2 separate regions of the Homo sapiens genome follow, and region 2 is linked to region 1. Evidence: chromatin contacts called from ENCODE Hi-C or POLR2A ChIA-PET data. All regions are on one chromosome and are shown on one strand. The core of a region is the stretch at or near the end of the contact, and the rest is flanking DNA. Distances in the headings are between cores, read along the strand shown.

Region 1 (4,115 bases), core at 773-3,272:
AATTAAAAGCTTATACTGACATTCTTTTAAAATGCAATTTCTTCTTCTTCTTTTTTTTTTTTTTTTTTTGTATTTTTAGTAGAGACGGGGTTTCACCGTGTTGGCCAGGATGGTCTTGATCTCCTGACCTTGTGATCCACCTGCCTTGGCCTCCCAGAGTGCTGGGATTACAGGCGTGAGCCACTGTACCTGGCTAAATTTTTGTATTTTTAGTAGAGATGGTGTTTTGCCATGTTGGCCAGGCTGGTCTTGAACTCCTGACCTCAGGTGATCCACCCTCCTCAGCCTCCCAAAGTGCTGGGATTATAGGTGTGAGCCACCGCGCCCAGCCCTTTAAAATGCAATTTCTATGAGTTATTGTGAATTTTCTTTCACACCCAGGCTGTGGAGGGGATGGAACAAAGAAATGAGAGGAAAATCCTGTCTTACCTCATGGAACTCTTTCGATACATAGAAAAAGGTATAAGCTTTTCAAAGATAGGCACTTTGTCTGAGTCCACTGTCTTCTCTAGTGTTAGTAAAATCTTGTGCCAATAAAAACCCATTAGATATATCAGAATGTATTATTTTCAATGTTTGTTACAGGAAGAAGGAAGCAAACTAGTATTCATTAAAGGTCTAATATGTGCCAGATACTCTCAATACGCTATTTCATTTAATCTTTACAATGGCCTACAAAGCCTTACAGAGGAGGTAATCAGATCTAAGAAAAGATAAGCTGTTTTACCAGGTCATACCATGAGTAGGTGATGAAAATCTGGGTTTCACTCCAGATCTACTTACTTAGACTCCATTCTCTTTTCTCATGCAGCAAGGCTGACTTTTAGGACAAACCTAGAGAAGGTTATTTTAAAGTAGCAGCACCTTGGCCAGAGAGAAGCCTAGCGATTTATAGTATGCTTGCTTTTTTAGAGAATATATCTGCTGAAAGAATGGGAAAATCATTTGGCCATGGATTAAGTTAATTGAATTTATTCTGAGGTTAGAATACATTTAGATCTACCTTTACTGGGGAAAAACAACCATTACTAAGCCTTAGGGGAAATAAAAGGCTTGTTAAAAAATTTGTCACACATTTTTGACATCAGATATTTCTTTGAAATTGCATTCAGGGGCTGGGTGCAGTAGCTGACGCTATAATCTCAATACTTTGGGAGGCTGAGACAGGAGGATTGTTTGAGCCTAGTAGTTTGAGACCAGTCTGGGAAGCAGAAAAAGACACTGTCTCTAAAATAAAAAATAAAAAAAAATTTAGTCAGGCATCGTGGCATGTGCCTGCTACTTGGTAGGCTGAGGCAGTGTGGCAGGAGGATTGCTTGAGACCAGAAGTTCAAGACTGCAATTAGCTATGATTGTGCCACTGATCTATAGCTTGGTGATGAAGCAAGATCCTGCCTTAAAAAAAAATTATACTTAATGCAAACAAGCAATAAATTACATATATCTTAAAATATGGGTTTAAAAACAAAATCATTTAATTAACACTTCAGATTGTATTTAACCTACGATCATCATTTTATTTTAGAAGATTTAAAGAGACACCCAAATGTCTGCTTCTTAGACATTTAAATAAGTAAAGTTGGTTGTTGAGCTTCTTAGGATAGTTTTTCAAGCATTCTTTTGAATCTTTCTCTCTTATGTTCTTTATTGAAGCTAGTTTAACTTTAGCCAAGTTGTTACTTTCTAGGAGACATCATTTTCTTTCCTGCTGCCACTGCGGATCACTTAGAAAAGTGTTTGAACAAACAGCTGTGTTATCTTTCTAACTGGGCATTGAGCGCTCCTGTTGCCTAAGGACCAATCTTTTTAGAATTCATACTCAATAGAGTCTTCATGAGAAACTGAAATGTAGTAAAATAAATCATAAAAAGTCTGTTTACTCTAGGTCAGATATTGGGAACTAGTGATATGTAGCCATTAAGGTGAGTGGAAGTAAACATCCTAACTATCCGGGATAAAGAAAGTTCACAATAATTTTTCTTGCTCCTTATCTCTCTTTCAATGAGGTGTCACCAGATGGCAGACTGTGGCATGCAGCCACTTCCCCTGCTATGTACTCATCGGCAGATCTATGTCAGCTTACTTTAAGTCTAGCTTTCCTGTTTAACAGTAATAGAATAACTAGTGATAACTTATTTAATCAATACATTTTCTTTTCCTAATATACTTTAAATGTGATAGAAAGTAGCTTTATATAGTATTAACCGATTTGGTTCTGTCTCCCTTCCTTTTCCTGTCTTACTAATAAACCTTTGATCATTAGAGTTCTGCGTATCTGAAAAAATCATGATACCGAGCGAAAAGAGTTACACAGAGTAAGAGATGATTTCATGGGCTTGGTTTGTCACATTATTTATTTGGTACGTTTTATTAGAATTTTTCCCAAAGCACATTTCATCTAATTATAAAGCATTCTGTCAGATCTATATATTTTATAATATTGGTCATGTATCTTTAATCTTTGAAGGAAAACTATTATATAACTTCAATACTGACATCATCGTAACAGGTTGACTGGTTCACAAAACAAGTTGCACAGCTATAGCTAAAGGGAACAGTACCAAAGACTAAAAACACTACAGACAGCAAGTTCTATATTTAGACTTGACATGATATCACGGCCAGGGAAACATTTTACATAAGCATTTTTAAAGCATGCTTGAAAGTTTCTCTGACATGATATTAGTTAGAGAACCTCCTAGTGATAGCATGACATGATTCTTTGGTGCTAAATGTATGTAGTATGCTGCACATAAGCAACTGGCTGTATATAAGCAACTGGCTTACAAAAATAACTACATGGATATTAAGTAAAAAACCTGATGGAAAATCTTCAAATGAGTACATTCTTTCCCTAGGTAAAATGTGTTAACCAATGTAGTTGTTCCAATAAATTCATTTCACTACATAATTACTTTTATTTGTAAAAACTTCTGTAATAGTCTTTCTACAGTAAATACACTTCTCCTAGGGATGGGTATTGAACACAGTGTGTGAAAGGCAGTATGCCATAAAAAGGAACAAGATCATATCCTTTGCAGGGATATGGATGGAGTTGGAAGCCATTATCCTCAACAAACTAATGCAGGAACAGAAGACCGAACACTGCATGTTCTCACTCATAAGTGAGAGCTGAATGATGAGAACACAGGGACACATAGTTGGCAACAACACACACTGGGGCCTGTGGGAGAACGGAGGGCATCAAGCAAAATAGCTTATGGATCCTGGGCTCAATACCTAGGTGATGGGATGATATGTGCAGCAGACCACCATCACACATGTTTACCTACATAACAAACCTGCACATCCTGCCCATGTACCCCCGAACTTAAAAGTTGAGTGGGGTGGCGGGGGAGGAGGCAGTACGCCCAGAACTTTGGATAGAACAATGTGTAAGATGCCGTTAGTTGTATCTCTGAGGATTTTAATGTAATGAGGAAGAAGGACAACAATATATTGTGATTAAAATAGAATCTGATTCAAAGAGGTATGAAAGTACTAAAGAGGAAATATCTAACTCCTACAGGCAAACTATCTGGGTAGATTTTTCAAAGGACACATGCTCATCTTCATCTCTAATTCCCATATATGCCCCCTCCCACTTGAGGTTGGGTCAGACTCTTCCAAAGACAGCCTTCCCATGCCCAATATATTCTAACATCTCTCCCTCCTGCACTCATCAGAATCTCGGTGGTAGTGGAAGATTAGTTTAAAAAGTGCTTCCAGATCTTTCCTCTTTATGGACAACCAAACTTAATCTTGTTTTACTTTTAAATGGTGTGGTCTTGGTAATTTGTCATGTGTGTCTAGTGGTACATGTTGTGGCATGGGCTTAGGGGGAGTATGAGGAAAGTCCGAGGGATTTCTGCAGAAATTGTTCCAGATATTTTTCCTTTTTAATGACTTTAAAATAGAGATATTTGTCAATGTATTTGGGTAACTCAGGCAAAAATCTGGGAGACTTTGCTAAAGACCTCCTCAACTGTCTTTGCCCAGGCTTTCTGTACAGTTCTCCTGGCTGCTTTATTGTTTTCACTAATGGTTTGCGGTTAATTCCTAAGAAAGCCAAAAATAAATGCGCCAAAAGCCAACGAAACGAGCCTACATCTTAA
Region 2 (4,206 bases), core at 367-2,866, 61 kb after region 1:
GTCCCACTGGTTACAGAAGCTACATAGACTAAATTCAATTGTCACTTCAAATCACTTTCGGCCCTGTTGGGATGCAGATGAGGCAAGGTTTGCTTACTGTGACATTTTAGCCTTGGATCTAATTGTTTTTCTTTACTTCATCTCCAAGATTTTGAATTGTTGTATGTCTTGATCACTAGGTCCACTTCTTGGTCTCTAGCTGTTTGGATACTTTTCTGGCTTCTGGAAAATTACACCTTGTTGTTTGTCACTATACTGCCTTAACTTCTTGGTTCTTAGTTGTTGACCTGTTTCTAAGCATATATGCTCATCTTTGATTTGTCTTCCTGGTTTTGAGACTTTAGCTCATATCTTTTAGGTATCCACTGTTTCGTTTAGTCAGCACAACATGGCCACAGATAGTTCTAAATTAAAGAAATAAGATTTAGAGTTTAGACAATATATGCTCAGGGATCCCAGTGGCAAAGCCAGGTTTGAATTGCAAATCAGTCTGATGAAAAAGTCCATGTTCTTTGTTGTTACTATACTGCTTGGACTCTCTTACTCTCAGCCTTGTGACAGTTGACTTGCTTCTGACAACTTCTTTCCCTCAGGTAAACCAAGGAGGCCTTCATGCTTCATGTGTCAGTCCCAACCCAACTTCTCACTGCTGCTCTTCTGACAAATGAACATGATTCCGCTGTTACCTGCCTCTATCTGTATTTATGTTTTATAAGTTATTTACACATTTTAGCTAAAGACATTTAGAACATTTGAGTTTGCACTGATTATGTTTTTGACAATTGCATTTACTAGTAAACCTTCAGTTCTTCCTCTTGCTAACATAGTTGGAAGGAGGGTTCTTTTATTATTGAAATAACCAAAGTCCTTCACTCCATTGCTTGCAACTCCAAAATTTTACTTAACAAAAAACTATGTCATTAAGAATTGTCATAGTTTCAAAACGTTACCATTATGCCTAACAAACTTATTTCAGTGACTGCTCCACTCATTTGTTATATCTTACTTAACTCCATGTCAAAGACCAGGCTCTCCACTAAAGATAGAAACCCAAGAGGTGCAGAAGCTAGTGAGTCAGCAATACAGTCTCCCTCCCATCTCAGGAGCTTACTTGCAAGAGATGAAATGTGAAGCTTCTATAATAAAAAAGTAGCATCAGAATTGTTATTTTTATTCAACCTTTACATAACTTGAGTATTCTCAGTCTCCAAATCTAGGCTGTTTCTTCAGGCAGTGGCAGGCCTCCAAGGAGAGCTTTCACATGTCAGGAGTTCTGGTGGGTCTGAATAATGTCTCTTGAGGTTGTTTCTGATTTCCTCAATGGGCCCCTGTTGACCTCACTATGAAACCTGGGGAAAAGTAGGGCTCTGTATGAGGCAGGTAAATGCTCAGAGCTCTTGGGAAGGGGCCAGCATTAATGATGATTATGTAGCAGGTTGAAAGTGATCTTTGGGCTCTTTTCCATGTCAGGAATGCCTCAAACACAGCTGATGTGGGAGGCTCTGCAGACCCCAGAAGCACCACTCGTGTTTTAAGGGGAGTAAACTCCTTTTCACACTACCTCTGCCGTAAGGACACACAAAGATGAATGGCCAGCCTGAATGACAGGGCTGCTTCTCTCTGCAAGCTGCATACAGAACGCTTTGTGTTCATGACGATTGCAATACTTCCCTTCTGGCAGAGGGAAGCTGGCTTCTCTAGAGCTGCGGAAAGTAACGCTTGTTTCTGAATTGGTTAGAGTTCAATCTCAATTATGTCTGGAAACAACACACACTCCTTTCCCCCTTCTGTATGACTGCAGTGTTAATTTCAAGTGAACTTGTGCAAGTTACTTTAAAGTTGAAATAGCCACACAACACTGACATTTATTGGGCACTCCCTTTGGAGCCTTCCTGGCAGCATGGCCACAGAAGGTGTTGCCTCTACGCCAGGGGTTTGGAGCCTCACTCTTTCCAGTCTTCATGTCCCACCCTACAGCAAGGCTGGAAGAGATTATTTGCACAGGATCACATTCAATTCTGCCTCTCCTCCACCCACACAAAGCCTAATTTCAACTTTTCCCCAAGTGGTATGAAGCTGGAACCCCAGATCAAGTCCAAGAAAGAAAAAAAAGATATTATAATTTAATTTGCTTGCCATTTAAAAGGCATTTTTATTATGCAGATGGCTGGATTCTTGGATTTTCATGAGGTAGTACGCTTACCAGCATTAACATAACTCTAATTTGTTCTACCTTTATTGTTTTTTAAAAGCCTTAGTATTTCAGCTGACCATGTTTCTGAATTCCTTTATGCCCCTCTAAAACATACTTTATATAAACCTTGATCTGATGAAGAAATGCATGTAATATTTTAAAAAGGCACACAGCACAACAGTCATGAGTTGCACCTGTTTTTAGTATCTGCACATACTCAGCCAGGGCGTGTCATTGAATCAGCCCCTGCAGCTGTTGTTTTGCCATTAAAAAAATACTACTCTATTCATGTAGGTTTAAGCTTTGTGAACTCTAACTTGGACTTGTTAAAGGAAGGTTCTAAGACTCTGTCTGGACTGCTGATAATAGGTTAGATAAAGATCCAACATTAGCCCTCACACAATTACATTTACAGGAATGGGAGGAAATCTCTCAAACAATATAGAGTCCAGAAGACAGCAGATGTGGACCTTGCAAAATTAATGATTAACTGCATGCCAGTGTGTTTGTCAGGGAACAGTGCTGCTCTTTAAGGGCTTATATAGTCTATGAAAGAAATTAGCTCATGAGAGGACTCATAAGGACAAAAGAAAAAAACTTAAGTAGAGGCTTGACATATCCTGCTTTTCTCACAGGGCAAAAAGTTAAACATAAAGCTCTCCTTTTAATAGTGTGAAGTTCTGACTCTGAAGCTGAGGCAGATCATCCACTTGTTAAAACAAGATATGAACATTCTTGTTATTCCTTAAAGGGGGGAGGGAATAGCGTGCACTCAGAATGAACTCTAAATGTACTAGAAAGAAGGGGGAAATTATTGAACAATTATCCTAGACGTTGAAGACTGAAACCAAAAATTATTATAGGAGTGACAGGAAAGTAGTAAATAAGACTAGATGTTCATAATTTGTTATCCCCTTTGATTATATGGGCTTTGAAATGCCCAGAAAGTCTAATCAAAATTCACAGGTAAAACTGGAGATGAGTATGAGTTAAGTACTAGTAGGCTTGTAATTGATTAAAGATGTGTTGCAAGGAACACAATCTTCTAAAATATCTAGTTAAAATGAATTTTATAAGAATGATAATTTCTTCACATGACCTAAATTCCCTTTTAAAAATCCCAATTATGGTTCAGCAGATTAAAGATAGTAGAAATCCAGGAATTGCTAAGACAAATATAAATCGTGTAATGTTCATTTGGCTGAAGAACTGCTGGGATCCCAATTCCTTGCCAGCCCTGCAGACCCTCCAGAATGCATTTGCTTACTTGAGCCAGCACATCTTTGTAATGACAAGGTTCAATCCATAAGCCTGGAATGACTGTTCACAGTCTGGTAATTTATTTTATTTATTTTTATTTTTTAGGGAGGAGTAAGTTCAGTAGAATTAGGAAGAGAGAGATTGGAATTAGCAGTAGGAGAATATTCTAAAAGGAACTAATAAAAGAGGAGGAGATGCTTTGATTTTTTGCCTTACATCCAGGTTCTTCTATCAAGTTTCTAAACTTGTTCTTCTAACAAGTTTAGATGCCATCCTCCTGCCCCCCATCCTGATTCTTCCATCTAGAGATGCTGGCTTGTTCGCTGGTTCTCCATATGTGTTATCTTTATAATTACTATCTACCTCCTGAAATTAACCATTCCAATATGCATTACTATTTTTCTTTTTTGAATTTAATTTACTTTTGTCTTTATTATGTTGTTGTACTAGTACATTCTCTTACGCTAATTATTTTTGTTTCTTTTGCAACATATTTTAAGTTTCTTGGGGACTGAAAAGAGTTCCTTGTGCATTCCCTGAGAGCTATCTGGCAGGAACTAGACATGATGAAATCAATGATTAAATAAAGCTGAAGAACATGTGTTTTATTACATTTAATTACATTTACATTATTTCTCCTTGCAATGTTAGCTGGTGTAGTCTGCTTTGTATAACAATAAAATGGCCACATTGTGGCTTCTGAGACTACTCCTCTTCCTACCAAATCTCATTTCCTCTGGCTCCCTGACTTT

Evidence for each region. Hi-C counts contacts between places; a loop is a spot of excess contacts on that map. ChIA-PET counts read pairs that join two places held with the same protein, here RNA polymerase II (POLR2A). Pooled maps may share reads with other maps.
Region 2: a loop to region 1 is called in a map of breast epithelium, with 21 times the contacts of the local background. The contact joins two enhancer-like sites. A Hi-C loop is called at or near these places in 3 of 168 maps with a recorded cell type or tissue (breast epithelium, endothelial cell of umbilical vein and heart left ventricle) and 2 of 50 pooled maps. POLR2A ChIA-PET finds 5 or more read pairs at or near these places in 1 of 52 experiments (AG04450).

Annotation. Positions count from the first base shown.
Region 1 is chr13:79,661,054-79,665,168 of GRCh38, forward strand. No RefSeq gene overlaps it. Among named protein-coding and RNA genes, the nearest start is that of LINC01068, 96 kb to the left of the region's middle. Within about 2 kb of position 2,023, at least 4 of the 41 ENCODE cell types and tissues checked have a DNase peak (open chromatin) inside an H3K27ac peak, as active enhancers do.
Region 2 is chr13:79,721,997-79,726,202 of GRCh38, forward strand. No RefSeq gene overlaps it. Among named protein-coding and RNA genes, the nearest start is that of LINC01038, 80 kb to the right of the region's middle. Within about 2 kb of position 1,617, at least 8 of the 41 ENCODE cell types and tissues checked have a DNase peak (open chromatin) inside an H3K27ac peak, as active enhancers do.